Regions from separate parts of the Mus musculus genome. Here regions 2, 3 and 4 are each linked to region 1. Evidence: chromatin loops called from intact Hi-C (ENCODE). Cell type or tissue: heart. All regions are shown on one strand.

What was found. Peaks named below come from ENCODE experiments on the same cell type or tissue, not always from the same donor. Only the 100,000 strongest peaks of a DNase experiment are listed, where the experiment ranks them.
Region 2: it touches region 1 in a loop (2.0-fold over the local background); 6 of 42 quality-filtered maps call a loop at or near these places.
Region 3: a loop joins it to region 1, with 8 times the contacts of the local background. A loop is called at or near these places in 7 of 42 quality-filtered maps.
Region 4: a loop joins it to region 1, with 2.5 times the contacts of the local background. A loop is called at or near these places in 4 of 42 quality-filtered maps.

The regions. Positions count from the first base shown.
Region 1 is chr1:60,561,219-60,569,218 of GRCm38, forward strand. Raph1 (Ras association (RalGDS/AF-6) and pleckstrin homology domains 1) reads right to left here and starts at 5,547. Exons shown (of 14, transcript NM_001045513.3): 1 at 5,347-5,547. In heart, CTCF peaks have their summits at 4,221 and 5,645; a DNase peak (open chromatin) is centred at 5,613; H3K4me3 peaks cover 2,955 bases; H3K27ac peaks cover 2,538 bases.
Region 2 is chr1:60,699,349-60,707,348 of GRCm38, forward strand. It overlaps the pseudogene Eif4a-ps4. Among named protein-coding and RNA genes, the nearest start is that of Cd28, 43 kb to the right of the region's middle. In heart, no CTCF peak of the experiment used is centred here; a DNase peak (open chromatin) is centred at 3,513.
Region 3 is chr1:60,712,397-60,720,396 of GRCm38, forward strand. No RefSeq gene overlaps it. Among named protein-coding and RNA genes, the nearest start is that of Cd28, 30 kb to the right of the region's middle. In heart, a CTCF peak has its summit at 7,979 (motif pointing right); DNase peaks (open chromatin) are centred at 3,485, 4,375 and 6,395; H3K27ac peaks cover 323 bases.
Region 4 is chr1:60,731,819-60,739,818 of GRCm38, forward strand. No RefSeq gene overlaps it. Among named protein-coding and RNA genes, the nearest start is that of Cd28, 11 kb to the right of the region's middle. In heart, CTCF peaks have their summits at 2,710 (motif pointing right) and 3,530; DNase peaks (open chromatin) are centred at 263 and 3,423; H3K27ac peaks cover 1,742 bases.

The sequences.
Region 1 (8,000 bases):
ACTGTGTCATATGGTTGTTAGTAATCACTCTTGTGCAGATCTATAACAAGCTGGACAAAGAGAAATAAAAAAAAATGTACAGTTTGAGGAGGACGCCAGTGCCAGTAAGTATAACAGAGCTAAGGAGAAAAAGATGAAAAGAAAAACCTGATGTTAAATGGAATAAAGGGAATGGAGACCTCAGAGCAAGACTCCACCCAACTAAGCTTTCAGCTTGTGAGAAAGAATTAAAGGAACACTTAAGTAATGAATGAAACCATCACCAACAGAAACCTGATGCATAATCTACTGAAGAGGGAATGGAGTTCCAATCCCATCAAGCAGCAGAATTCAGCAGCTTCACCATGTGGTTCTGGCTTTAGAAGAAAGGATACAAGAAAGGGGTTGTACAATCTCCTTCCAGGGAAAGTTGCTGAGGCCAGGCATGTGTCAGGTATGTCCTTACATATTGCATGAAGCTGTGAAGAGATAACTGCCAAGAAAAGCTACACACCTGTATGGAGTCAGCCCAACAGACAGGAGTACTGCAGTCATCAAAGAAGTTAGAGATTCAAAGAACCCTTTGATATCAGACAAGATGCAGAATTTAGAGTTTGCTTTGCTGGTTTCTGGTGTTGCTTAGGTCCAGTATTTCCTCGTTGTGTTCCCTTTCCTCCTTTTTAGAATGGAAATAGTTATTCTGTGTCACTGCTTGTTAGAAGTATGTGATCTTCACTTTGATTTTGTTTAACAAGGAGTTAAAGATTGCCATGAGTCTCAAAAGAGACTTTAATCTTTGGGTTTTAGACAGTATTGAGGAGCCTGTGATACTTTTTTAAGTTGGACTGAATGCATCTTTTTTTTTTTTTTTACCATGGTATGGCTATAAGCCTATGGAGGCCAAGGAGTGGAATATAATGGTTTGAATAAGAATACATTCCCATAGGCTCATATTTTTGAATGTTTAGTCATTAGTAGTGACACTGTTTGGAAGGGTTCGGCTAGAAAGGTGTGGCCTTGTTGGAAGAAATTCATCACTGTTGGGCTGGGGGATGGTTTGAGGTTTCAAAAGCCCTTCCGAGGCCCAGCATTTCTCTGCCTGCTGCCTGTGGATCAGGATGTAGCTCTCTCAAGTTATTTCTCTAGCACCATGTCTGCCTTCATGCCACCATGCTCCCCATCATGATGATAATGTAGTAAGCCTCTGGAACTGTTAGCAAGCATCCAATTAAATGCTTCTTTTACAAGTTGGCTTGGTCATGGCATCCCTTCACAGCATTAGAACAGTGACTAAGACACAAGGCAAATTAGGAAACACTTGTAGCAGCCTTTAATCCCTGGACTCAAGAGACAGAGGCAGGAAGATCTCTGAGTTTGAGGCCAGCCTGGTCTACAGAGCAAGTTCTAAGAGATTCAGGGCTACAAAGAAAAATCCTGTCACAGAACACAAGCGAACAAACAAAAAAGAAGAGTAGAAATAAAAGAAGCACAATGAACTACAAAATATTTATAAGATATCAGAATTTATTGTTGAATGCTCATTGTTGTTTTTAACAATGACAAACAGGATGAATACAACCTTCATTGAAATGTTTGGTTCTGATTATTTAATTGAATACTATGGCACTAGCCACAGTAATCAACTATTGGGACAATTAAATAAATAGTACACAAGACTAATAAAAAGTCTTCAGTCTATGAAGTTTCCTATCAAGTGTTTAAAATTCACAAGCCTTATTAGTCTGTAGGTCATTCAGTTTTTAGTGTGTTAAAAAGAACTTAAATAAACATGCTAAAGTGATTAGCTAAGTCAACCTGATCTACACAGTGAGTTCCAGTCCAGCCTGGGCTACAAGGTAAGAGTCTGGATTAAAAAAAGAAAAGCCCAAGAACAACAACAATAAAACAATGACTACACTATCAGAAAGCACCCATAGTGTTCAAGGCAAAGAGACAAAGTAAAAAAGTGGCTACTAGAAGTTGCAGTGGTAGATGAGAAGTTACTGTTTAACAGGTTGAACTTCAGTTTGGGATTGTGAAAAAGTTCTGGAAATGGACAATGTAACAGTTACACAATAACACAAACATATTTAATGCCATTGAAAGTTAACAATTAATGCTTTAAATGGCTAAGATGTATAAAAACTTTAGCATACTTTAAAACAGGAAGGGGGGGAGAAGGTGTTAGTTGTCTACATGGTAGCATAGGAAGGTGGTAAGAATACAAGAATTAGGCTGCCTAGTTTTAAATAGCTGTTTACTATAGAGCTGTGCAATCTTTAAGAAAGTAATTTACTACTTCTGCTTGTTTTCTAGATTAATGAGACCTTCTTCTTAGAGGCATGGTAAGGAATAAATAATTCAATACATAGGAAGCACTCAAAGTAGTACAAAGTATTTAGTAACAGTTTTTTATTATTATAATTTTAAAACATTTTTGTGAGTCAGGACCTCAATATATAACCTAAGCTAGCCTTAACCCTTCTGCCTTAGCTTTTCATATGCTCTGATTTCAATGTAATGCTCCTGACTTCAAGCATACAAGTCAGACTTTGGTTTTGTGCTAAGTATAAAACCCAGGCCCTTATGTGTTTGGTAACTGCTCTCCCACTGAGTTGTATCTCCAAACGTTTTTATGACATTTAGGTCAAATGTCTGTAGAACCTTAAAAGCCCTTCATCAAAATTAAATTACTCCCTTTGTTTTGTTTTGAGGCAAAATCTCATTATGTAGGCCACCCTCAAACTCAGTATCCTCCCATCTCAGCCTCCCTCTCAAATACAGGCTCTTGTTAATACACTAAGATCCTTAAAATCCTTAAGGTCAGTAAGAAATAACAAATGAAAACCAGTAACTCCAAACTTCCTATTTAATAGGTAATGAAACTAAGAATTCAAAATAATTAGCCTGAGGTTACATATCTTACTCCATTAATATCACTTTTCCTAAAGAAATAAGAGTTTGGGATTAATATCAATATTGACATTCAATGATTTCCAAGCCAAAGTCAATAAGCAAATGTGTATCGCAGAATCTATTATCCTTGTTTCTAGTCCACTAACATTTATTTACTTATTTATTTGGAGAGAGCCAAAACTCAACAAAAAACAAAAAAATAACACAATTATCCTCAAAGATAACAGTTAAAAAGATCTAGCCAGAAAACAAAGTGTTAAAAATTGTGAAGTCATTATCCAAAGATGCTTACCTCTCCACTACTGTCAGCCAGACACTAAATTAATAATCTCAGTGAGAGAGACCTGAGTCAAGAGTCTGTGTGGAATACTAAATAGAGCTAATATTCATCACAAAGAAACAGCTACACATTGCTCTTTACTAAAATCAAACACAAGTGAGCAGCAATCCCATACCACAAAATGTCTGGTGAAAAACCAATCACTTACAAACCTTTGTAGACATTTTGTACTTACTTCAACTGAGCTATCTGTAACTGGTGTCTGGAACAAACTCAACAAAGGGTTTTAAAAAGTGTCCTTATTTTGCCACCTCTCTAGGATTCTACTTAGAGAATTCTCTCTAGGATTTTACTTAGAGAATTTGGATTTTACTTTTATTTTTTATGTGGTTTGATTTGTATTTTATTTTTTACGTGGTTTGATGGTTTTTCAGATGGGCTCTCATTGTGTAATCCAGGCTGACCTGGACTTCACGTCAATCTTCCTGCCTCAGCCTCCCCAGTGCAGACTACAGGAAAGATCCACCCACCATGTCCGGCTCATGCGAAGGGATAATTACCACCTAACATGTGAAATGTCTTCTTCTCCCAGTCTATACTGTTAAAATCTTGCCCGTCCTGTTGAAATTCAAATATATGATGCACATGTATGAAAAGATCATGATGAGACCCAGTATTATGTATAATTAATACATAACAATAAAACGTTGTTTTAAAAATGAAGTATTATTCAACCTTTTAAAAGGCTCCACTTTATACTGGCAGCTTACAGATCCCCCCCCCCCCCCCCCACTGACCTCTCAATGTAGAATCAACCTTTTCTTTGCTGTCTTATGCTACACATGCCTCAACAACTCACTGTTGCCAACATTCACTTCTGACCCTCCCTCTCAGGAGACACTCCGCCCTCAGCAGGAGGAAAAGGAATTTAACACGTACTGAGCATCTCAGAGACAAGCAAGGGGCTACCAATTTTGCATACATTTTCTTATTCAATCTTCTTGACAACAGGCTAGAAAGGAAAACAGGTGGAGTACTGCTGCTTACCGGCAGGGAACTACTGCATAGTTATCGGCTTGCTTGTCCACTATCACGTTGCTAGCCTATTCTAGCGCATGGAATGTGACTTTACTCTGTTCTAACGCACTGTTTCCACCACTCAAGTGTTGTAGAAGTGTCTCCCACTATACCTGAGGAGGTTTCTGTGACTGTGTGCTCACTTCAATATTCTTACGAACACAATACCACCGTTTAATAATCGAATGATGCCTCAGCCCTAGCCCGCTACCTTTACAGTTCCTTTAGGGAGGACTTTACCTACTTGGGCGGCTCTCCACTTCTCCATGAGAAATGCTGCAGGCAGCGTCCACCCAAACTGTTCTTCCCATAAAATGTATGAAATGCAACACACAGGAAACATGCAACTCATACCATTTCCCAAAGCTCCTATTTCACTCTGATACATAAGGATCAAGTAGTTTCCAGTTCACACAGGGGGGCCAGCCTAAGACAACCCCTGAATAGGAAAAGGGTATCTTTCAGGTGTCTTAAAACGAAGGCAACCTAACCAACACTATTAGGCAGCCTTCCCTCTTTCTGCCGTCCTCCACTGAATTGCAGTTTGGATTTCCGGCGGGAATGTACGCGGAAAGATGAGATGGAGCTAAAAAGCACTAGAGCAATTACTTTGCCGGCTTAATTAGAAGACACAGAAGGCGCCCCGCCTTTCTAAATCTCTGCAGTGAACTCATCTATGAAAGCAGGCAGGGCATGGAAGCTAGAACAATCCCGCACCCAGCCATCGGTTTCTGCGGCTACCGGGAGCCAGTCCCTTTCCACCCGCGGTCCCCGGCCACCGGCGCCCTAGTGCGGAGTATCAGCCCTGCCGCACCTCCCCAGGCGGCCCCAGGTCTCATTGTCTGCACGGTGCAGCCCCGAGGGGCGCGGGGTGCAACCCAGGCCCCGCCGACCCCCTACCCACCGCAGGCCGCCTGGCGGGGCTCAGCCCAACGCTGAGAGCCTGACCGGCAAGGACCGCGCCCCGGGCTGCAGCCGTCCGCACTCGCTCGGAGGGCCACGCCGGGCGCCGGGCAAATGGAGACGGCAGCGCCTCCCGGGCACCCAGACCTCTCCTTTCCCGGACCTCGAGGGCCAGGTGGCGGAGCACTCACCGTGGCAGCCCCTCGGCCCTCCCGGAGCCCTGCGCTAGGCAGCAGCTGCTCGCGCCTCCAGTCGCCGCCGCCGCCGCCTCTCCAGGGGCGACGCTCCTCTCCCGAACGCTGAGAGCGCCCGCAGCTCCCGCGGCGCGCGCTCGGCGACTGACTGACCGACCCACAGAGCGGGCGTCGGCGGGGACTGGGCGGGGCGGCCGCAGAGCCCCGCGGCGCGGATCACAGAGCCCGCGCGTCCTGCCCCGGCACACTGGGCGGGGCTGAGGGCCGCGCGGCCCAAGGGCGGACCGACTTGCGCCTGACCGCGCGCTCCCCGCCGCGGCCACCGCTCACTTCCGGCGCAGGCGGCCGCGCGCCTCTCCTGCTCCCCGGCACGCGCGCACGCGCGCGCCCCTCCCGGCCTGGACAGCCGCACCCCCCACCCCCACCCAACCGGCCGCCCCTCAGGCGCCGGGCCGCACCCAGCCGCGGCCGTCCTCCGCGCCCTGCCTTTCCAGCGCGCGTCCGTGTGAGTCGCCTCCAGGAACCAATGAATCAGAGAATGAATGAGCGGAGAGGAAAATCCCGCCGCGGTCCCGCCCGCCGTGGCCCTTCCCGTGAAGCCTGCCCAATCACTCGGGTCCCAGGGTCTTGGGAGACTGAGGGCGGACGAGCAGACCTGTCCGGGCTGGGAGCCTTTGCCTGCCGCATGTGTCGTCTCCAGAACCAACCCTGGGCTTCCTCAGGCACTCGCCTACTATTGTTGAAATCTGGGAGCACTGCCCTAGGAAATCCCATTTTAGCTTAAACTCTGCAGTTTCGTGCAGTGTAAGGAAAGCTTTCAGGGATCAGACATTATTCCATTCATCTTTACCTTTTTCACGTCAGAGCCTGTTCATCTGTGTCCCTGGTTTCTGTTCTCCCTTATTGAATTTGTTCTCAGCAAGGGTGTTGGCGAACTTTCCTGAGCCCTGAGCTGTATTCCCTGAGTACTACACTTAAAATACTGGGTTTGATTCCAAGCTCCAAATTACTCAAATGCTGCTTATCTTAATGCAGTTTTGACTTAGGCAGACTTAGATTTCTTTCGATTTACGTCCTTATTATGACCTTCATGTAAAGTTGATCAAAGGAAAGGAAAAGTAGTATTAAATTACCTTTGCTTGGCTATGTACTTTGTTAGCATTGAAGAAATTGAGCTATGGTCTGGAATTGGCTGCATTGAACGTCCAGCATTCTTTTTTTTCTATGTCTTCTTGTCTGTTCTTTAACTGTTTCTGTATCTTGAATTTTCACCAAAAAAATAAAAGGAAAAAAAAAAAACCCATAAATAACCTATTTCCGAAATTCTGGCGATCTTTCTAAGAATGAGTATTCACTCCTCTAGTGTAGGATCAAATCCCAGTTTGACTAATTGCATTCTACTTCCTGATATTCTTGAAGAGTTCCAAGTAGTTTCAGTCTTTTAGTAGTCTTTTCCAAACTGCTGCACAATCTGTTTCAAACTGGTATTTAGAACTGTCCAATACAATTATTGTCTGTTTCACACTTGAGATACTTGTACTTAGGAAATAAGTGCATTTTTTGTATTTTAAATTTAGTAGGTCTTCAATAATCTCGTGTAAAATAACATCATCTCATAAACTAAAAATGGTGGAAGTGTCCAGTACCTGTGACCTCTCTTCCCTGTTGAACTCAGTCATCATTTGTTACCTGTAATTATTTCAGCACACTATATTCTCTTAATGAATATCATATCATATTCAGTTCATACCCCATGCAGTATCTACTGTAGACCTTTGTATAAATAACAAATGCTTTGAATTTTTTAATCAGCAATGCATACAAATGTTATCTGGAGCCTCTTCATTCCCTTGTGACTAAGTTTATTGAGATTAAGCATACCTAGGTGCCCAAACCTAGTAAATAACCTATTGTTGTCAAATGTTATTACTAGACTGAACACATTACAAGGAAGAGTCTCACTTTTACAGAAACTTCCTTACAAAATAGGCTCCTGAGTGCTCTTTAGATAGCTCTCAGCCAGCTCTTCCCAACAAGTGCTTAGGTTGGTTAAGATGAATCTTAGAAAACAGTCACTTTCTACCATTGAGAAAAATAAGCAGGTTCTCATTAAACCATGAAATAATCTATTCACTTAATTAGAGTCTATTGGGCTCCAACTAAGGGGTAATAATGTAAAAACAAGAAAGACTTGATGCCTCCAGCCCCCAGAAATCACAGACTGCTAGATAAAGGAGATAGGCAAGCCAGTATTAGAAAATTAGTCTATTCCCAGATCAGGAAAGCCTACCCAGTGAAGATAAACTACACGTTTGATGACTGACAGGCAGGAGCTCGCCAGATAAGGAGGGAACAGGCACTCTAGAGAAAGGCAGCAATGTCTGTGCAGGTGTGTGAGCATTAGTAGTATTACCATGCCCTCGAGGCTACTCCCAAGTAAATACAGCTCTTCTGGACAGATGCAGAGAAGGTTCAGATAGGTGGGGAATGGTAGAAAGGACTGTATTAATCAAGAGCTCATGTGCTACACTAAGGAGTTTGCACTTTATAATAAAGAATAAACTCTTTGAAGTGTGTCTCAGGGTTTCCATTGCTGTGAAAAGAAACTATGACCAAGGCAACTCCTATAAAGGACAAAATTTAATTGCGGC
Region 2 (8,000 bases), 140 kb after region 1:
ATATTGTCACATACTTGAGACATCAGCAGATGTATTTTTGGTATTTCCTTCTTTCTATTTGGTTTACTGCTAAGCCTTGTGAAAACAAAAACAAACAAAAAATGAAATTGCTGAATTTTCTAGCCTCACAAGGTTCCAGAGCCTTAGAAGGCTGCAGGAGTGAAGCTTCTGGGTGGTGTATTCAGGCAGACATTTGGCCTAGTGCTCTCCAAGTTGTTTTCAAGCTGCAGTTGGTGTATCAGTCACTTTCTAATTACCTTGATAAAGCACCATGGTCATGGTTATGGTCATGGTCACTGTCACGGTCACAGTCATGGAAGAAAGCCTTTATTCTGGCTTCCAGTTGTATAGGGTCAGAGTCCCTGATAGCAGAATGGGAGCAGCTGGTAGCAGGCATGGCAGCAGGAACAGGAAGTTCAGGAATCACACCTTGAACTACAAGCATGAAGCATGAGTCCTTAAATTTTCAAAGCTATCCACAATGACTTACTTCCTCCAAAAATGTCCATACCTCTTAAATCTCCTCTAACAGTGCCATCACCTGGGACCATAGGTGTCTATGGGGGACATTATCATTCACAACACTACCGGAGGAATATTGGTAGGAAGAAGAATCTTTGGAGCTACTGGAGATGGCTCAGTTGGTAAAGTACTCACCGAACAAGCATGAAAACCTATAATCCCAGTCCTAGGGGTAGAGACAGGAGGATTGCTGAGACTTCTGCCCAGCCCTATGCTAGCCAACCAGTGAGCTCTAGGTTAGGTGAAAGACCCTGTCTAAAAAGGTAGAGAAGCTGGAGAGATGGCTCAGAGGTTAAGAGCACTGTCTACTCTTCCAGAGGGTCCTGAGTTCAATTCCCAGCAACCACATGGTGGCTCACAACCATCTGTAACGGGATCCGATGCCCTCTTCTGGTATGTCTGAAGACAGTTGATAGTGTATTCACAGATATTAAATAAATAAATTTTAAAAAAGGTAGAGAAGCAAATAAGGAAAACACTGCTGCCAATCTCTGACCTGTACACACATGTACACATACACACATGTACACATACAGGAACATGTAAACACACACATACAGGAACTTGTACACAAACAAACATACACCAGAGCATGTAAACACACACATACAAGAACATGTATACAAACAAACACACACCGGAAAATCTTAGAAATCTTAGAGAAATTAATTTGGTCTCTAATCAGCAAATAAAATGATACATATTTGAAGTGCAAAACTGATGTTTTGGTTAATAAATTTTACCTTGGAGACATGGACATATGAGTTTTTCCATTTTGTAGAAAGAATTTTGGTTTGTTTTTCAGGTGAACAGAATGTTTCAGAACTGACACTAAAATCTGGGTCATTTAGAAACTTCCTACCTGCTGCCTTCAACTCAAGAGCGAATAAGGTAGCATTCCTCCCTTAAACTTGAGATATTTCAACTTAAAGAATCTAAGAGCTTTTGGGGGTGGGGATGGAGTTGGGATGAGCATTTCCTAGGCAGTTAACCATGTCAAGATGAAACCGAACATCTTCTTCTTTCCAGCTACCCGCTGTCAGAAGCTCACTGAAATGGACAATGAACACAAATTTGGTGCTTTCTGTGAAAAGTAGATGATGAACTCTTAGTGAAGCCTTGAAGGATTATGTAGTCTGAATCAGGGTGGGAACCACAGGCAAGATTTTCCCACTTGATGGTTTGTCTATGGTTGGCCCAGGGAGTGGCACTATTAGGAGATGTGGTTTTGTTGGAGGGGGTGTTGTCACTGTGGGTGTGGGCTTAAGACCATCACCCTAGCTGCCTGGAAGTCAGTCTTCTGCTAGCAGCCTTCAGATGAAGAAGTAGAACTGTCAGCTCCTCCTGCATCATACCTGTCTAGATGCTACCACACTCCCCACCTTGATGATAATGAACTGAACCTCTGAACCTGTAAGCTAACCCCAATTAAATGTTACCCTTACAAGAGTTGCCTTGGTCATGGTATCTGTTCACAGCAGTAAAACCCTAACTAAGACACCCAGGAAGCAAAATGTCTTGACCCATGGTAGAGTGCGGCTGCTATTAAGTAATGGGCATTCTTGTTATAGACCAAGGAGAACTGGAGCAAAGACATACAAGTCTGCTCAAAAATGCATTGTAGATGCCTATCTGAGTTTCTCAATTCAGTTATTAGGGAAAAAGGGGTGGGGGAAAGAGTAGTATTAACTGATGAGTACTACTGTGCCTCAGCCATGAGGGCCCAAGTGAGCTAGCAAAATCAGAAAGCTTTTCAGTCTCTCTAAAGAAGATGATGTCCACCAATACACTGTCATAAAGCTCTGAAACAAAAAAGGTGAGATGCCCAGGACCAAAGCACCTAAGATTTAGCATCTTGTCACTCCACTCATCCTGCAGCCCAAATGCTGACATATTGCTCCAAAGAAACAGCGCACTAAGAAAAATGAGGAGGAAGCTGCAGGATGTGCTAAACTTTTCTCCAAGAGAATGACAGAAGCTAAAGCCAAATGCCAGAAACAGATTGCCAGGAGATTTAGGCTGTCTTTGCAGAGAGCTGCTACTTCTGAGTCAGAGTCCAAACAAAAATAAGTCTTTAAGAGGAACAAATAAATGGTCAACCTTTGAAGAAAGAAAGAAAGACAGAAAGGAGGAAAGAAAGCAAGAAAGAGAGAAGAAAAGAGAAAAGAAAGAAGAAAGAAAGGAAGAAAGAATAATTCCTATTTTCATATGGAATAAAACCCAAATAGGAAACTTTAGGGCATTCCATTCCTGCTCATTGTTATAATTGATATAACAGTATAGCATTTTATGAATTGTAACTGCGACTGAAAACAGATATCTAACACTTAAGAAAATACCTTCTTTTGGTAGTCATTTTATTCATGGTTTCTACTCCCCAAATTGGGTCTTACCCTGTAGCCTAGGCTAGTCTTGAATACATTATACTGTTCAGGCTGGCCCTCAGACTCACAGCCATCCTCCTGCCTCAGTCTACTAGGGTCAGGATTACAAACATTCACACCCAGCTCATCCTATGTGTATGAAATCTTAAGCTAGTAAGAGAAACTTTAAACTTTTTTGTTTAGTCCTATGTCTACCTTTACCTAATATTTATAAGAACCAATATAATTCCTCCTCAGAAACTATATTTTTTGTTTCCTTCAAGGGTCATGTGAAAGATAGTATAATTCAGAAAAGTTATTTCTACTGTGAAAAAATATACTCCATATTTAAATCAATCCAAGTCTCTCCCTCACATCCAGGCCAAATCTAGGACACATCTGGACAGTTGGAAACATCCAAATTTGATTGACTTTTCCAGTTTTTAGAACACTCAGTAAATAAAAGAATAAGGCACTTGTCCTAACCACATGTCTTTTAAAGAAGTCAACAGCATTTCTGTGGAACTGGCAATCTCATAGCATAGCCCTTATTTCCTGCCCCATGCCCCTGTCAGACGTGCCTCATGCTGGTGGACAAGGTTAACATTCAAAGGGTGTGGTTTTTGAGGTTGCCAACATGCCTTACCATGGCTTAAAATATCTCTCTCTGGCTGCCAGATGGCCCATGGAGACACCAAACTTAGCAGCCACCGACTTTAGAGACTTCTGGGTGCCTCAGGACTAGAACTCTTTCAGGGTCCTTCTGATATTTCTATTTTTAAATATCTGGACCACTTTAAGCCTTAAACCAGGACCTTACTCTTTGCCTCCCTCTTCCCCTCGTAAGTGAAAGCAGAGAGTAAGAATTAATTTTGGAAACAGAAGCAATGCTGACCTGTTGCCAGTCCCCTGAAAACATTAATTTTAAACTACTCTCCAAAAGAAACTCTTACTTTTTTCAGACTAAATTCTTTGAATTCCATGTATACAGAAGGCAAGAGAAACCCCATGGGGAAACAGTTCTGGGAGCCTACAAATAAACCTGCTTCTTGTGGCTACCTGACAAGAGGAGAGGAAACAACCTTAGGAAGACTCCTGGGGTAAATTCTTTCCTGGGTACAAATGCACAGAACACAATTCACTCCCAGTTATTGAATGGCAGTTCAATTGCTTGGGGAAACTAGGGGAAAAGAAAACTTTAAAGAGAAGGCAAATGATATTATTTAGGGATGGAAATAATTTTCTATTAATTGAATGGAAGAATGAGATAAATTGGGTTTAAAGAGAGAAAAATAAATATACTGTAAAGGAGTCTTTCATGAAATATTTCCTGAGCACTTTCTGTGCATGAGAAATAGTTGCAGGCTCTAGAGGTATAATAACCGAGAGACTGGAGATATTCTTTGCCCTGTGTATGTGTATGTGTGTGCGCGTGCCCACAATGGGCTCTGTAGTGATTCTTCTGAGTGATGCTTAAATCAAGAACTTAATGGGGGGTTGGGGAGATGGCTCAGCGGTTAAAAGCACTAACTTCCAGAAGTCCCAAGTTCAATTCCCAGCAACCTCATGGTGGCTCACAACCATCTGTAATGGGCTCTGATGCCCTCTTCTGGTGTGTCTGAAGATAGCTACAGTGTACTCATGTACATAAAATAAGTAAACCTTAAAAAAAAAAAAAAAAGAGAGATTCTAAGGATCATGTCTGCGAGTCAGGATTCTCGATCCAGAGACAATGGCCCCGACGGGATGGAGCCGGAAGGCGTCATCGAGAGTAACTGGAACGAGATTGTGGATAGCTTTGATGACATGAATCTCTCAGAGTCCCTCCTCCGTGGTATTTATGCCTATGGTTTTGAGAAGCCCTCTGCCATCCAGCAGCGAGCTATTCTTCCTTGTATCAAGGGTTATGATGTGATTGCTCAAGCCCAGTCTGGGACTGGGAAAACAGCTACATTTGCCATATCAATTCTGCAGCAGATTGAATTAGATCTAAAGGCCACTCAGGCTTTGGTTCTGGCACCCACACGTGAATTGGCTCAGCAGATACAAAAGGTGGTTATGGCATTAGGAGACTACATGGGTGCCTCTTGTCATGCCTGCATTGGGGGCACCAATGTGCGTGCTGAGGTGCAGAAGCTGCAGATGGAAGCTCCCCATATCATCGTGGGTACCCCTGGCCGGGTGTTTGACATGCTTAACCGGAGATACCTGTCCCCCAAATACATCAAGATATTCGTACTGGATGAAGCAGATGAAATGTTAAGCCGAGGGTTCAAGGATCAGATCTATGACATATTCCAGAAGCTCAACAGCAACACACAGGTAGTTTTGTTGTCTGCTACAATGCCTTCTGATGTCCTTGAGGTGACCAAGAAATTTATGAGAGACCCTATTCGGATTCTTGTCAAGAAGGAAGAATTGACCCTGGAGGGTATCCGCCAATTCTACATCAATGTGGAACGAGAGGAGTGGAAGCTTGACACATTGTGTGACTTGTATGAGACGCTGACCATCACCCAGGCAGTCATCTTTATCAACACCAGAAGGAAGGTGGACTGGCTCACCGAGAAGATGCATGCCCGAGATTTCACTGTTTCTGCCATGCACGGAGATATGGACCAAAAGGAACGAGATGTGATCATGAGGGAGTTCCGGTCTGGCTCTAGCAGAGTATTAATTACCACTGACCTGTTGGCCAGAGGCATTGATGTGCAGCAGGTCTCCTTAGTCATCAACTATGACCTTCCCACCAACAGGGAAAACTACATCCACAGAATCGGTCGAGGTGGTCGGTTTGGTCGTAAGGGTGTGGCTATTAACATGGTGACCGAAGAAGACAAGAGGACTCTTCGAGACATTGAGACTTTCTACAACACCTCCATTGAAGAGATGCCCCTCAACGTTGCTGACCTCATTTGAGGGGCTGTCCTGCGACCTGGCCCTAGCCCAGGGTTCAGTCCTGGGGTGGGGCTAAGGAAGAGCTGGAGGGGGGAGGGGAGGGAGCCAAGGGATGGACATCTTGTTTTTGTTTTGGTTTTTTTTTTTTTTTTTTTTTGTTTCAGTTTTTTTTTCTCTATGAATAAATGTCACTTTTTGAGGCAAAAAGAAGGAACCGTGAACATTTTAGACACCCTTTTCTTTGGGGTAGGCTCTGCCCCAGGCGCCGTCTCCTTCTCCCCCAAACACTAATGCATTTCCCTAACCTAGTCACCTCATTCCTAAAGGCTTTCCTACCCCAGCCAAATCTCCAAAAGTGAGTCAAGGGGCTAAAAAACAAGGCTGGCCTCATTTGCTGGACCAAATCTACAGGGAGAACCCCTGAGTGAGGTTGTCCAGGGAATTGTCCCCCGGTGAGGGGAGCAGGGGAGAGAAAATGGTAGCCATTTTTACATTGTTTTGTATAGTATTTATTGATTCAGGAAACAAACACAAAATTCTGAATAAAATTACTTGGAAACTGCCAAAAAAAAAAAAAAAAAAAAAAAAGAACTTAAAGTGCTTAGATGGCTAAAGCTCTCAAGTTACTTTGCCTTTGTCTTTGCTAGGGTTCCTATTGCTGTGACGATGACACTATGGCCAAAAGCAAGCTGAGAAGGAAAGGCTTTGTTTGGTTTGTAGTTTCAAATCACAGTCCATCTTTGTAGGAAGTAAAGGCAGGAGCTCAAATAGGACAGGAGCCTGGAGGCAGGAGCTGAGGCAGAGGCCATGGATGAGTGCTGGTCACTGGCTTGGTCCACAAGGCTTGATCAGCCTGCTTTCTTCTACCAGCCCAGGGATGGCAGTACTCACAATGGTCTGGGCCCTCTCCCATCAATCACTAATTAAAAAAAAAAAATGCCCTATAGGCTTGCCTATAGCTTGATTTTATGGAGGTATTTTCTTAATTGAGGTTCCATTCTCTCAAATGATTTCAGTTTGTGTTAAGTTGATGTAAAGCTATGTAGCACAGGCTTCATCTTCAATGAACTGATTGTAAAAGTAAAATTTCAATTCTGAAAGGTTTATTTCTTCTTGCCCTTAGATGGTTGCCTGCCAAAGCACAATTCAGATTTCTGCAGGAGGCAGCAGGTTAGTGCTTCTTTGTCCTTACAAAGATAGCGTTCCTCACATGCTGCTATATGGTGATTTCTTGGTTTGAATCTTTCTCCCCCAATAGATTGTAAGTCCCACAAGGTTGGGGACCATGCCTTGGTAAACTCTGTTGAATACAACATAGCCCTGGGATGGAAGGAGGAAGATGGAGGATGGAGGAGGAGGAGAAATTGAGACAGATGAGAAAAAGTAAGATATTTTCACAGTATCTTTGCATTGAGAAGAGAGTTATGTCAAAACATCTTTCCTCCCACTGAATTTCTTTAATTCTTCTAAGTAAGTGCCTTGGGCATCTAATATGTTCAGATCCTGTGTTTTTTCCCTGGGCTAGGGTGGCCAGCAGACATCACGAGGTTCTGGTTCTTATGGAACGTACATTGTGAAAGATGAAGAGAATTTTACATATTAATTTATAAGTACGTAAATTCCAATTTTACCAAAAGAAACAATACAGATACAAATCTCAAAATAAAATATTTTTGCTGAGAGTGGTAAGAAAATCAAAGGTTTTGCTGCATTTTTGGATGCCTATAAAGCTGTATTTCATATTTCTATTATTCTGTTTTATTTTCCTATAATAACTAATGTTTTATACTCAAGGTGCATACTTTCTATTGGAAGGGGGACATACACCAAGGCTCCTTTTAGATATTTTAGTTTTCTGGCCTGGCTTAATTGCTAATAACAAGAGACACTTTTTTTGTTTGTAATTATATACCAGTTAATCATAACCAGCATTCAGATTCTCTCTAAAGCTGTCTTCCAGTTATCCTGATATTATCTAGTGTGTCAATCCAATTTTTTTTCCATGGGTACTTTGGAGATCTAATATTGCTAACACCTGGCAGAGGAGGGTTATTCTTGCACACTGAAAGCTTAGAAGGAAAAGCCAAAGTGGAAAAAAAAAACAGACATCAGGAATTTTCTTTGTTTTCCAAATGTCAGGCAGATTACTGCTGGACGCTTATTAGTATACACAGAATAGCATTTTTTTCTGTTTATAGATCCAAGAAAATAATTTGA
Region 3 (8,000 bases), 150 kb after region 1:
ATGAAATTCCTAGGCAAATGGATGGACTTGGAGGGCATCAATCTGAGTGAGGTCACCCAATCACAAAAGTACTCACACAATATGTACTCACTGATAAGTGGATATTAGCCCAGAAACTTAGAATACCCAAGATATAAGATAATATTTGCTAAACACATGAAACTGAAGAAGAACGAAGACCAAAGTGTGGACACTTTGCCCCTTCTTAGAATTGGGAACAAAACACCCATGGAAGGAGTTACAGAGACACAGTTTGGAGCTGAGACGAAAGGATGGACCATCTAGAGACTGCCATATCGGGGGATCCATCCCATAATCAGCGTCCAAACGCTGACATCATTGCATACACTAGCAAGATTTTGCTGAAAGGACCCAGATATAGCTGTCTCTTGTAGGAATATGCCGGGGCCTAGCAAACACAGAAGTGGATGTCCACAGTCAGCTATTGGATGGATCACAGGGCCCCCAATGGAGGAGCTAGAGAAAGTAACCAAGGAGCTAAAGGGATCTGCAACCCTATAGGTGGAACAACAATATGAACTACCCAGTATCCCCAAGAGCTTGTGTCTCTAGCTACATATGTAGCCGAAGATGGCCTAGACGGCCATCAGTGGAAAGAGAGGCCCATTGGTCATGCAAACTTTATCTGCCTCAGTACAGGGGAACGCCAGGGCCAAGAAGTGAGAGTGGGTGGGTGGGGGAGTGGGTGGGGGAGCAGGTGGGGGACTTTTGGGATAGCATTGGAAATGTAAGTGAAATAAATATCTAATTAAAAAAAAAGAACCCTAGCTAAGTCAAAAGGGTTGGAAGGAGACAATAGAATGGTTTGAAAAATGCAGTTTACCAAGGGACAGAGCAGTGAGTGGCCCAGTGCTCCAAGGACAGAGAATGTTCATTATATACAACCATGATTGACAAGTGCAGGGGACTGTGTGGGTCACAGCTGAGTATTGATGCTGACAAGTCAGATTGAGATAGAAGGACAGAACTGGGCACAGTGTTTCAGACTGTGGGTCACAGGGTGCACAACTGACAAACGGTAGGAGGAAGCGTGCTGTATTGTGTCAGGGAGTTCACACTGCAGGGCCGCTGTGGGCTCTGAAAGTCCAAATGTTGAAGTGAGGGCATTTTTGCTTTTTTTTTTTTTTTGCCATTTTCTATTTGTAGAGAAATAATTATCATTTGACTGCTGCCTTTAGAAATTTCTCAATGGGCTAATCTTTACTAATGCTACCCTTCTAGCAAGAATTCGTTCTCACATGGAGTTTTACGCTATGACAAATTTGTGCCTACATTTGGAAATATGGATAGTCAAACACATTAAAACATGAAAGGGAAGACTGAACTTGATAGAAAGCCAGAAAAACAGAAACAGAGTTTGTATCTCTATTCGCTTAGAGGCGATATTCTCAGAAGCTCCTGTCTTGCAGACTTCAGATCTTTTATCTTTGTATGTTGATCTGAGTGCTCTCTATATCATAATGTCACATCTTCAAAAGTGCAAATCCTTCCTCATTGAGCTAAAAATAAACAGTTAATTGTGTCACTTCTACTTCTCTCTGACTTTCCACTCCCTATCATGTTTTGATTTGAGAAGAGATTCCGAACCATCACATGCAACTGAGTATAAGGGTGGCTTGATCAGGGTCTCTCTCTTTAAGCAGAACAACACTGTCTGCAGGTTGCTACAGCAAGGTGTAATGAAAAGGAGGATTATACTGTTCTGGATGAGACAATGTTCACTGCCGTCAGACGATGAAGGGCTCACGTTTTCCTCTCCACTAGACTTCCTGTTGTGTTTGACCACTCATTTCAGTTAGGATTTTAGCAGTCAAATGAGTTTTTCCCAAAATACTTTATTTTAACTTAAATTTTGTGTTTGGTTTTTCCCTATGACCTGATATATATAAAACCATGGCTGGCTTGGAACTCATTATATAGATGAGGTTGACTTTGAATTTACAGTGATCCTCCTGCCGCCTGCCCATGTAACAATAGTATAGGCACGAGCCAGCCATGCCCAGCATCCTTAAAGAGATTTTTAACAAAGGGACACCTTTCAGAAGTGTGGAAAGGGTTAATAGAGATAACATGAGTATGGGAGGACCAAGGAAACTAGGCATGTTGGAAAGCTGTTACTGCTCTTAGACTTGAGGGGACATTGGGGACAAGTGGGGAGAACCCAGCAAGAGCTAGATCTGCAGAGAGGGCCACACAGTCAGAGTGAGAGCTATGTAGAGGTTTGCCATAAGTGTCAAACCTAGTCAGTCAGGGCAAGGGTAGACTGACAAATGCTTAGGTTTCTCTCCTCCTACCCACAGAGTCTCATGTAATTGATGGAATCCAAACAGAAGGCAAAAGGTTCAAGAGAGTCCAGGTTATACTGCCCAAAGTGGTCAGAACAGGTCAAACCTGGTCTCTTCAATTCTTCAGTACTGCCAAGGTCTGCCTTTCAGTTTCTCCCATATGCAACACTTCATTAAACTCAGGAAAAATTAGAAATCTGAATTTTTTACTTTTTCCAAGACCAGGATCCTGATACATAGTTCAGGTTGGCTTTGAACTTGTGGTCCTCCTGCCTCAATCCCCTTGCTTCTGGGATTGCAGATGTGTGCTACCATCTGGATGCAGAACTAGTCCTCCTCCTCCCCTTCCCTTTCCCCTCTCCTCCCCCATCCCTCTCTGTTTAGTCTTAGAGGCACAATGAGCAGGACATGTTGAGAAACGACACACTGAAGGGCAGATGGAAGTCAAACTATCCTGCTTATGACTGATCAGTTTAGGTTGCAGGGAAGAGCTCAGTGTGGGGACCTGTGACTCTGCCAGCACCACCTGGAATTCATCTTTCCCAGTGAGACCCAGAGACAGCACCAAAGCTAGCTCTTGAAGGAAAACAGAGAATAGTTGCTTTCTTTTGGGGAGGAAAAATGTGGGTCTGCCCACTAAGATGAAGCTGGGAATGTAGGGTTTGGGTTATACCCTGTGAGGGCATCTCTTGCCTAAGAGGAAGATGGCTGGAGCTGGGCCACAGATGCCTGGTTATTCTTCTTTAGTGTACACAGTAGAGAAGTCCCACTAGTGCACTGTAGCAGACCAGCCGAGGACATTGTCTTTCTTACCCTGTTTCTCTTGCCTTCAGGAGTCAGGCACACTGGGGACAGGAATACACAGATGAGTGATTTTACTCTAAGTGAGAACACTAATAGTTACTGAAGATGTTCTTTAAGGATGGATGTGGCTTTCATCCATTTGTCACGAGGTTTGCACAGCTGACACTCTAATGACCTATTATTAACTGGGCTTTGGCGATGGTAAAACAGAAGCTTGGCCAAGTTAAGGGACTTGCTCAGAGCCACAGAAACGAGCTAGCGGCAGAGCTATGATTCAAATCTAGACAGTTTGGCTGCAGAGCTAGTGTTCTTAACTCCTTTCCATGTCCTGGAGACAGGCCTGTGAACAAATAATTACAGTGTAATGAATGAGGTAAGTGCTAACGGGGCTGTGTGGAGTAGAGGAAGGAGTGACAGCCGATCTGAGAGTCAGCCATTTGTACAAATTCCCTTGCCCACTGCCAGAAATGAGCACAGCAGAGTCTTTTTAGGACTTGCGTTATTATTACATAGGAAGAGCCTCAGCTATGGAGGTCAGCTCATGCTGCTCTGCTGCCTGGCTCATGCATAGCAACACTTAAAACAATTTCTTCCTGATACTCTGGATCCCTTCCAAGAGTTTTGTTCCAGTTTTCGGATAAGGCAGAAACAGGAAAAGGATGTGCTAATGTTTCCTGACCTAGGTTGGACTTTGGAATAGGTTTGTAATTAAAATATTGTTAAGGTTCGATGGCATGTATATACATTATCTGTATTCTGTATTTATATAAATATTCTGTATTTATATGCCCCAATAAATGTGCTGTAAAAAACAAAACCCATAAACACCAGGTGTGAGACTGGTTAAATCTTCCCATTTCTGTGGTTTATAGGTCTATGTTGAGTATAGGTTGTTTATTAATATTTCTTACCTCAAGTATCTTTTCTTTCCAAAACAGTAATGATTTAGTTGCAGTATATCATGATTTCTGCTAATAGCACAGAAACAAATTTACGTCTTTTTCTCATTCCTTTAGGAAGAACTTGTATCGATGTGGTTTCCACTACTGCTTTGCCTTTCAGAGGTCTTTGAGCTATTGAGCATCCATATATTTGGTTCTTAAATTACTTGATATTCGAGTATCGTTCGTTTATTTGGCCAAGTAGATACTCGAAGCAGGTGCTGTTCATTGCCGCCAAGCACTGGCCCATTCATGCCAGGATGTTAAGCACATCCTGTAGCTTGGTGTAAACACCAGGTGGGATTCTAATCCACTCACCAGAGAGTCTTCTTCCATTCCTCCTCAGTGAGTGGAAGCCAGAGGGAAGTCCCAGTCAGGAATTCTCTGTGCCTTTAGAAGTCAGCAACTCCAAAGGACACAAGAAGGGAACTGGCCCAGTCACTCCCAAGCCTCCTCTGTACATAGCTTCTTTCTTGGTACCATCCCAGAAGCTCTCAGAGAAGTTCCAAGTTGACATGTAAGTCCTTTCTTGGACTAGTTTACCTTCAGTTGAAGTGTGGAGACATTCTCTTTCCTTTCCAATGTTGAAGTTGTCTGGGAGTCACCTTGGATAATTCTCCTATTATGTATAGGGAAAGGAAGACAAAATGAAACAAGGTGACCCTCACAACCATGGGGTCAATAGTTGGGTATTGTGGTCATCAAGGTAGACTCCAGAGGTAAGAGCAAGCTTGCTTACACATCTGGCCAGATGTTATCACACAGTTGTGCACAAGAACCCTGGCTCCATTCTTTAGGATCTTTCATGCCTTAGTATGTCAGTGGATCCAACTAACACAGGTCTAATGAGCAGAGTAATTTGGGAGGGATGGGTACTACAACAGTTATGTAAGACAAGAGGTTATGTCTTCTGATAACATATCTATCATTAAGTGAAACAATCAGAAAGCTGAGGAGTGTGGTAGACTCCTGGATGTCTCTTGGTATTGATTTCCATTTTGTTCATTATCATTGAATTCTGAGTATGGAAATGGGAACGACCATGAAGCTACATTGGTCATGTGACTAAGCATTCGTCGATAGGAAATAAGCAGAAATACTCCAGTTTCTGGCTTGTGGCCTGAAAGAGAAGAGTGTGGTGACTTGATGGAAGGTAACTGAGTTCCTGATTCTTCAGTTGACATTTTGAGTCCTGATCTGACCTGCTTAGTTGCAGACTGTTGAAAGAGGTAGGAAAACACACCATTGTCTTTAGCTCCAATCAATTTGGGTGCTTGTCAGGTAGTCCCGAAAGGCTTTTCCTCCCTTTCCATTATCTATCTATCTATCTATCTATCTATCTATCTATCTATCTATCTATCTATCTATCTAATATTCTGATCACTGTCCTCACCTCCTCCAGTTCTCTTTCACAAGGTCCCTCCCCCATACCTCTCCCCATCTCCTCTGAGAGGGCGGAGGTCCCCCTGGCTATCTCCCAACCCTGGCACATCAAGTCTCTGCAGAGTTAAACACATCCACTCCCACTGAGGCCAGACAAGGCAGCTTAGTTAGGGAAATGAGATCCAAAGACAGGCATCAGATTTAGGGACAGCCCCCTGGCTCCAGTTGCCCAATGGGCTTTTATACCAAGGGAGTGACTTGGGTGTTCAGTAGATTAGTGTCACCTTCAACTGGGAACATGGCCTTATGGCTCCAATGCTTCTGTTTTCTGCAGGTAGCCAGACTCCTCTCACAGACAGTTTGCTTGGAATCCTCTACATTGCTGTCTTTGGGGATTCTATAGTGAAAGAAAGGGACATACATGGTAGCAGGTTTCAGTTAGCTTAGGAGTGGACATCTTGATCTTTCACTAGACTCAGAAATTTCATTCCAAACCATCACTCTTTTAAACATCGCTGCATTTCTCTGGTGCACCCTAGGATGGATACATGCAAGAGCAGAGCTGATTTCTCAGCCATGACTACTGTGTTTGAATCTGTTGCTAGGACATCTGTTGAATTTCCAAATTCTATCTTAGGAAAGAAATATAATTTTTCTTTGATGCCACATTCTTCTTTAGGCAGAAATACAAGGAAACCACTGTCCGTGGTGGCATCTTGGCAGAACTGTCAAGTGGAGCCTGGATCTGGGAACCCACAATTCAAGAATAAGGCACCATTTACGTACAAAATTGTTGGATTTGGAAGGATACTTAGTTTGGTATGCTCACGAAGCCACTGACTTACAGGGTCAAAGAGCTTATTTTTCAAGCAAGTATATTTTACTGTTTATGAGAGACTACCAAAATAATTATTTCCTGTGTGGGTCAGCGGGAGTGAGGTAATCTCAAGGAAAATGTTCCATTGTGCTTATTGGGCTGGGTGGGGAAGTGACTCCAGACATCTCTTAAAGGAACAGTCATTGTATTAAATGGTGAAGTCTGGTTTGTATGTCTGTGGGTGGGAGGTTCATTTTCTTTTGTATACTTTCAGGATCTCATGAAAGAATAAATGTGGTTGTACACGTATATTTGCACAGTCTCATTAATTCTTCCGTGGTGCATTTATAAAGTAGGTTGATGTACCTAGTGTATAGATGTTTTAGGAAGATAATTCTAGATGAACCAGAATATAACATATCCTCTTTCGATTAATTTGGAAGGAGAAACTTACTTTGCACTTGTCTGCCTTGAACCACTTGAGATGTTTTATTTACCTTTATCTTCTCAGCTTTCATTAAATGATTAATCTCGTTAACCATTTTTGGATGAATGAATGGCTTGCCAAAGAAATAGATCCCAGTGAGGAGAGTTCTACCTACATTTTGACTTGTCCTGGTACTGTGACTCTGGCTGAAAGGCCACTTTGCTATCCAGGACTAGAGTTTGACTAAGGCAACAGATTTCATGATTCCAGAGATTAAGTAACATTATGCTTCATATATCCATCTGTCTAAGAATCAGAGAAGTAGGATCAGGATTACCTATACCTTGTGAGATATTGGCACAGCATGTGGAGTGAATATGCCAGTTGGACCAACAGGTAACAGACCATCAAACCAAATTAAATAGGATTCCATTTCTGATCCATCTAACTAGAGGGACAACTTTGGATATACTCTGTCTAGTACACTTCACTCTGCTTACCTTCCTCAATTGCTAGTCTATAGAAGCAATACATTACAGCTTGTAGAGCATCATATTATAATAGAGAATGTTCAATACTTACCAATTTTTGGTTGAGTGTCTATTTGGTTGAGGTGCAGACATGTACGAATCAGGCATGGTTCCTGTCCATAAGAAATTTCGCCTTTAATAGAGGTCTAATGGACAAAACAAACAAACAAACGAAAACCTACCTACAAAATAATTATAAATTATATTCATTTGTGAAATATAGACTGTTATGTGCAGTACAGAATAAATGAAAATTTACCAAGGGCTAGAAACGACTGTCTGGGCAAGATGTGCCTACTAACGCCACAGTGGCAAGGCTATTAAGTGGTAACCAACTGTTTCTTGCTTAGATTTGAGGGTTGTTTTATAGGAGAGAATTAATGCCTGGTTCTGTAAACATGGTTAAAAGCCCAAGTGGATAATTGTGTCAAACTGCCTCTAAATTTCCTCCTCTCTTCTTCCTCTTTTTTCTTCCCTTCCCTTCCCTTCCCTTCCCTTCCCTTCCCTTCCCTTCCCTTCCCTTCCCTTCCCTTCCCTTCCCTTCCCTTCCCTTCCCTTGCCTTCCCTTGCCTTCCCTTGCCTTCCCTTGCCTTCCCTTGCCTTCCCTTGCCTTCCCTTGCCTTCCCTTGCCTTCCCTTGCCTTCCCTTCCTCCTCCTCCTCCTCCTCCTCCTCCTCCTCCTTCAATTTATTTACTATATATACAATGCTTCACCCGCATGTAACTATGAAGGCCAGTAGAGGGCACCAGATCTCATTACAGATGGTTGTGAGCCACCATGAGGTTGCTGGGA
Region 4 (8,000 bases), 170 kb after region 1:
TCACGGGGAAGGCAGAGCACATGGAGTGGAGAACCACCCTCGGCACATGCGCAGATTATTTGTTTACCACTTAGAACACAGCTGTCAGCGCCATCTTGTAACGGCGAATGTGGGCGCGGCTCCCAACACATTTCCACAAGTGTTCCCTAAACAGGGATTTGAAAAATAACAGACATCATTTGTTTTGCAGTTATGACCTCCAGGATCTGGGCAAAGTCCAGCAACCAGCCAGAGCCTTTCCAGTCCCTGTGGGCTGCAGCCTCACAGTAGTCCTTAGGGACCACATCTGAAGACACAGTGCAAATCATTATTCAGTCTGCCACTTCCCACTGCTCAGCCACCTTACAGATGCTATTTTTGGAAGTCTGAATTTCTCATCAGAGACAGCAACAGTAGCAAGCTTGAGAGGTTAGCCGAATGTCTGACTGAGGTGGCACCCCCGAGTTAAGTGCCATGTTCTCACTCTCTGCTGTGATGAAAATGCTTCTATTTATGCAGTTTTTGAGGGAGGGAGAAGAGATAGAAGCTATGTCTGGTCATATCACCAAAGACTAAAGGATGAATGTAAAAATGTACAGAATATCACTCATCACCCACCACAATGTATGAGCTAGTCTGCCTGCCTGCCTGCCTGCTTCCCGTGCTTGCTTCCTTCTTTTTACTAGGTCTCAAGCCACCCAGGCTGACCTTGAACTCCTGAGCTACAGGAGTATAGTTTCTGATGCTTCTCCTGTCAGTTCACACAGCCTAGGGGTAGCTTATTTCAAAACTGTGATTTAATGGCAAAAAGCAAGAAGTCAAGGCATCTATCAGCTTCCCCCAGATCACGACCTCTGAGCTGAGAGAAGTGTGCCTGCATCCTTTGTGGCTGTAGCTTAGGTCTTTTCATCAATGGCAGGGACTACAAGCTCCCACACGCAGGTTTTCTGAGACAATATGGGTGAACTGGAAAAGGGACCGATCAATGTTTGTCAACCTGTAGCTTCTGATCCTAGACATTAAAAAACTGGCTTATGTTCTGGGTTCCTTCCTCTTTTTCCTTGTCCCCAATCCCCCTGCCCACCTCGACCATCTGCTTCTCGGGCTTTCAGTTTTCCTCTCTGGGATGCATTTGGTTGTGCATCTGAAATCTCGCCTTTTCTGTTGACTTACACAATCACTCCCCTGATGTCACATCTCCCCTGACTCTCTTGTATCTCATCCCCACCTCTGGGACCAACTTTTTTTCTATACTATGTACTAGCTAGGAGTAACGACTCTATGGTTGGAGGTAGTGCCTGTGGTTCCCCAGAGATGCCTGTGGCTGGTGGATAAATGTGCTGAATTCTGGGCTGCTTTCTGTGGCTGCAGGTCTCAGTAGATTTCCTCGGTGACAGTTCTCTGCCCATCAGCCTGACTCCTTTGCCTTTCTTAGTCTTTATTACTTGATTTTAAACTGAGTCAGCAAGTGGGAGACAGTAATTTATTATCCTTTCCAAACCTCAACGATGGAAAATGCCAAGATTTAAGGGACAGGTGAGAAGGAGCCTTTTCACGGCTGGTAGCGGCCCTGAGCTGGGAGTCCCCTGAGTACCACTGCCTATTGCTCGTGTTCCCCTTCCCCTGCTGTGACCGTGCAGCACTCCGGCTGGACACAGCTTACAGCAACTGATAGCAATCATATGAAACTGACATTGGCTAGTCAACCTGTTCTAAACACCAGATCTTTTATGCGAATGCCTCCTAAATCCATGCCAGCAAAGCAGAGGTGTGTGCTGTGCCTTACCTCAAGGCTTCTTCCCTGAGCTCAGTTCAGAGAGTAAGTGTGGCATGGAGACTCATGGTGACCAGCCTGCCACAGCCCAAGCCTTCCTTGGTGTCTTTTCCTTGTCACCTCACTGAACTCTCTGTGGGTGCACAAGCAGTCCAGGCAGCATGGCTTTTATTGGTAGTATATATTGTGCCTGGAAAGCAAGCTCCCCTCCTGACGGTGGTCTGGACAGTTTTGCTTATTCTCTTTATCATGGTGACCCCACCCACACATGCCTCTCCAGGTAGGTTAGGGTTTTCTTCCACCATGTTTCTTCAAGGCTTATATTTTGGGGGGAACACGGGAATTCCCTTAATCTCCCTTGGATATTCTCTGTACCAGTCTATTGGGTGAACGAGTTCATATGACTTATATACATTTCTAGTCTTATTTGTTCTGTTGAGAGGTCAGCTAAACAACTGCAGTTTTCCCAGAAGAGCCCTATAATTTGGTCCAGCAAACATGAGTAAATGTCACACTGTGAGCAATAGCAGGAGAAATTAACTCAGAGCCAATCCCCGAGGGGATAAGGTTTTCCCATATTCATAGTCTCCATCCAGAGTCTGTGACTGGGTGGAATGATGAGCCTGGTGCCAGGCACTCCAAGTCTGAGTGGCCTGGGATACCATAGGAGCTACATTCTGTGAGCACAAAAATAGTCTGGGATTTTTCTCAAGGCAACATGTAGAAGATACCATATGTACCGCTGGTGTTCTGGGTGTTGTGGGTGTTCTAGGTGCATTCTTAGACAAAACCCATGTTCATCTGCTCTTAGTGGTCTTTCCCTGTTCTTTCTTGTACATTCTTTTTGAGATAGGGTTTCATCATGTAGCTCAGGCTGGCCGCAAACTGATTGTTCGTAGCCCAGACTGGCACTGAAATTCTTTTATTTATTTATTTTTAAAGATTTCTTTATTTATTATATGTAAATACACTGCAGCTGTCTTCAGACACACCAGAAGAGGGCGTCAGATCTCATTACGGATGGTTGTGAGCCACCATGTGGTTGCTGGGATTTGAACTCAGGACCTTTGGAAGAGCAGTCAGTGCTCTTATCCACTGAGCCATCTCTCCAGCCCCTGGCACTCAGATTCTTGATCTACTTGCCTTAGCTTCCAAAGGCTTCTTTATTCTCTCACATCACCATTTAGCTCCCTCTCCCCCTCCCAAGTACCTCTCTTTCCTATCTCTAGAAGAAAGTGCACAATTTTAATTTCATCCTGTGTACTTGTGGGAAATTGATAAAGACGTGTGTGTGTGTAAAAATATCTGAGCATGGTCACTTAGGAAGAAAAGAATACTGCTTTTTCTAGATAACTTAAGTCTTACATCTTTGAGACAGTTCTACCTTGTCTTGCATCGCAAATGCTTGACGAACTGTAGGCATAAGTATAACCATTAATTATTAGTAATAAGATCCAATGTTAAAAAGCAGACTGCATTTATGCTAAAATTCAAAGCAAGTGTGGAAAGCACACTGTCCTGGCCCTACATCCTTCATAGGAAGTAGAGACTGTATATATTAGCTGGAGTTCATCCAAGCTGCTTTTGAGACAAACAGGATAGCAGGTCAACAGCTGTTACTCTTCCGTGACATTCCGGAAAGTGGACAGATGCATTCAGATTGACCTTCCTTATCCAGTGACTGTGGGAACTTGTGGGAAAGAGCAGGAGACAGGGAGCCACAGCAAAGCAGGGAGGAGGAACAGATTCCCAGTGGGTCAGTAACATGAGCAGCCGCGGGGAGCAATGTTGAAGTTAACAGCTTTATTTCCCGGGGTTGCTGCTTTAAGCAACACGTTCGAAGGCCTGTAAAACTTGCAGCAGAGGGGGAGGAAGCCCAAGCGTGGCCGTTTTCCCAAGGCTTGGACAGGATTTTAGTTCCTGAAGAGGTCAGAGGTGCCCTGCTTACAATCCCACTGATTGCATGGTCAGGAATAGAAAAGGTTGACATCAGTCAATACAGGACACAGAGTGAAATACATTCCTTTCCTTGCTCTCCCACCCCAGTCATAGTTAATTATCATTCTGGTCTCCAGAAAATATCCAAACAGCCCAGATTTTTAAAACAGCAAATCAGTCAGACACAGGATGCTTGCTCCCTCTGTGCCGTACCACCCAGGAGGTAGGCGGCTGTCTTTAGATCAACCTCAGTGAAACCATCAGATTTTCAGAAATGCAGAATTTCAGGAATAGTCAACTATTTCACCAATAACCATCTTCTTAGAAAACCATGTCAGGTATGTAAGTTTACCCCGTTGAAATGACCTAGCTGGAGTCTGAGGGCAGCATACCTTCTCCATGTTCATGATGCTGTGCCCCGATTCGCTTTCTTCAGATCAACAAATACATGAACCTTTTGTCAGTGCCTGTTGTCTAGGCTCATGATACGCCCATCTTGCTGACAGTAATGCAGTTCTTTGTCTGGTCAGGATAACTTCCTTTCAGATGAGAGCAAGGCTGTACAGGCTTCGCTTCCTCTTCTGGTGGGGTCTCCATGAGTATAAGGTCAGCACCGTAGTGCTGAGAACCACACCTTCCTGATCAAAGACGACTTTGGAGAAGCAGTTCTTAGCAAGTAGGTCATGCCCCCCTGGGGGTCCCATATCAGACAGTCTGCATATCAAATTCTTACATTGGGATTCATGACAGTAGAAACACAACAGTTACGAAGTAGCAACAAAACAAATTTATGGTTGGGAGTCACCACAAAGTGAGGAAATGCTTTAAATGGTCAGAGCATTAGGAAGGGTGAGAACCAGTGCCTTAGAGTCACATTTAGCAGAATGAAAGAAAAAAAAAAAAAAAAAAGACGGTTGCTTAGAGTTACATTGTGGACACACGGCTTAACCACTCTGAGCTCTTGTTTCCTTACCCATGAAATGGGGATAATGATGCTTCCATCTCCTGGGTTGGAGTGAGGATTAAGTGAGAATAAATCTTAGCTACAGCTTTTATAACTCAGAGTGATAAGCCTACCTGCTAAGTGGCCAAAGTCTATCCACTTAGATCTTTTAGGTAATTGCTCTAAGAAAATTTTCACAATATCGTTTCATGTAATTCTTGATAAAACCTCTTAAGTTGTTCTTGCAAAAGTTTTTAGTACCGCGTACTCAGTGGGATTAGATGATCAGTGTAGCCTTTCCTTAGCTTTCCTTTCTGGGTTTCGCATAATTTTCTGTGTAAGGCATTGATTCTGTGTGTTTGGATAATATACACTACTTTTGTAACTTCATCATTGTCTATCATTTTAAATAAATTCTTCTTTAAAATACTAGTAGCTGGCATAATCCTATAAAGCTGAAAGACAGGATCACTTGTTTTATGATTTTCCTACAACCATCCTGGGAGCATTCAAACCTCTGTAAGAAGGAGCTGTGGGGAGAATTAGGAATATAAATGAGTAGTAAGTATCTAGCTAGAATCCAGATCAAAGACACTTTATGCTGCTTGGCTTGCTCTGTGTGCCAGTAGCTAGCCACAAGTCTTTTTTTTTTTTTCTTAATAACTTGCAGCTTGACAGCTGTAACTCTTGGAAGCTTTCAATGCTACTTTTGCAGTTAATACCTATATATGTTCAAACTTCAGGAGTGTTCAATAAGGAGAAACTAATGCTAATTTCCAAAGAAGAGTGTGGAGGAACCTACTCTGTGTAGCAAAGTGGGTTCATCTAAATAGACCACAGGTACATTTGATGATCTGCTCTGATTGATCCAACAAGCATTTATTCAGCCTTTATAAGCAACGTGAAATGAAGATTAAATATATTTCTATCTTAAGGGTGGAGGAGATTCATACTCTGTGAAATATGAGCAACACATTGAGTGAAATATTTTCATCTCTGTTTTATATAAAAGGAATTGAGGTTGTAGCTCTCTCAGAGCAGGCAATCCCTAATTCTGTGAGGCTTCAAATCCTGTGCTTTTAGTTAACAGAATCCCAAGCTCAGTGTCTTTCCTTTTCTGTAGCCAAATTGGCTAAGCACGTCTTAAATATGTGTCCAGTGGAGGAAACATCCCATTTTCCAAAATGTAAGGGATGCACAGAGGGTGCGGGAGAAAGGGGAGGAGAGGCTGAGTGGCTAGATGTGACTCTGGCTTTGGCTATAAGACAAATGATTTATGAAGGAAGCAGCTCTCCGAGATGCCTACTGGTTTAAAGCACATCACCGGGGTAGAGGAGCAGCCAGGAATCTGGTGCTGAGGTCCTAGCTAGCGAGAAGGCATATTTTGCACGGTTTCTTAGTGTCTGGTGTTTAAGAATACAGTCAGGGTAAAGACTTCGCTGATCAGACTCCAAGACAGGGATGTCCACAATTGCAGACATATTGGCTGGAAGAGTGGGAGTTGTAGGGAGTTTCATGCCTTTTACACCTTCATTCCAATAACTTCTGAGCATTTACTGAGTGCTAGACTTAGGGATGTAGCTGTGAAGAACAGATGTGACTCTATCCTCATCCTTGCATGGTGCTGGAGAGGCATTAGACAAATAGCACCATGCACCAATCTGTGGGTACTTTGTCTTTGTGGTATCATATGATTCTGTAAATAGTGTGGTAGAGGTTATAGCAGGGAGATGAGGTGTGTGTGTGTGTGTGTGTGTGTGTGTGTGTGTGTGTGTGTGTGCGCGCGCGCGCGCGCGCGCGCATGTGTGTGTTGTTTGGTTGGAGAAGGCATGACTGTTTACACTGAACTTGGTAGAATGAGTGTGATTTATCCAGACTGGAGACAGACATACTAGCTAGCCACAGTAAATGCAGAATGCGCAAATTCATTTTCACCCCCTTTGTGGCCATGCCCACGTTTACTTCCTATTATGTTTCAAAGAGCATATAGAATCTAGTCATCTTTACACACACACACACACACACACACACACACACACACACACATATTCTGGCAAAGGCTGTGCTTGGAATTTGAATACATTAGTTGATTGACTAAGGTAGTTTATTTCATTATTATGTATATGTTCCTAATTTTCAAGAATATGTAGACTTAAGGTATCTGGAATTATTTTAGTAAGATACTTATGCATTTTAATGAAGTCATCAGGTGTTATCAGGACCATTCTCCCCTACCCCAATGACTGGAGTTACTATGTGTCATATGGGTCAGCTGAATGATGCTATAAATTATGACTATTTTTTTCATCCTAAAGAAATCTTCAATATCAGAGAAAGTGTGTGTGTGAAAGGAAAGAGATCAGGAGTCATAGGTGCAAGAGTCACCTACAGAATACAAGAGCTACAAGAGAGAATCTCAGGTGTAGAAGATACCATAGAAAACATTGACACAACAGTCAAAGAAAATGCAAAATGCAAAAAGCTCCTATCCTAAAACATCCAGGAAATTCAGGACACAATGAGAAGATCAAAACTAAGGGTAATAAGTATAGAAGAGAGTGAAGATTTCCAACTTAAAGGGCCAGTAAATATCTTCAACAAAATTATAGAAGAAAACTTCCCTAACCTAAAGAAAGAGATGCCCACAAACATACAAGAAGCCTACAGAACTACAAATAGATTGAACCAGAAAAGAAATTCCTCCCATCACATAATAGTCAAAACACCAAATGACAAAACAAAGAAAGAATATTAAAAGCAGTAAGGAAAAACTATCAAGTAACATATAAAGACAGACCTATCAAAATTACACCAGACTTCTCACCAGAGACTAAGAAAGCTAGAAGATCCTGGGAAGATGTTGTATAGACCCTAAGAGAACACAAATGCCAGCCCAGGCTACTATATCCAGCAAAACTCTCAATTACCATAGATGGGGAAAACAAAGTATACCATGATAGAACGAAATTCACACAATATCGTTCCATGAATCCATCCCTTCAAAGGATAATAGATGGAAAACTCCAACACAAGGAGGGAAACTACACCCTAGAAAAAGCAAGAAAGTAATCATCTTTCAACAAACCCAAAAGAAGATAGCTACACAAACATAATTCCACCTCTAATAACAAAAATAACAGGAAACAACAATCACTATTCCTTAATATCTCTTAACATCAATGGACTCAATTCTCCAATAAAAAAAAAAACATAAACTAACAGACTGTATATATAAACAGGACCCAACATTTTCTGCAGAAAGGAAATGCACCTCATTGACAAAGACAGACACTACCTCAGAGTAAAAAGCTAGAAAACAATTTTCCAAGCAAATGGTCCCAAGAAACAAGTTGGAGTAGCCGTTCT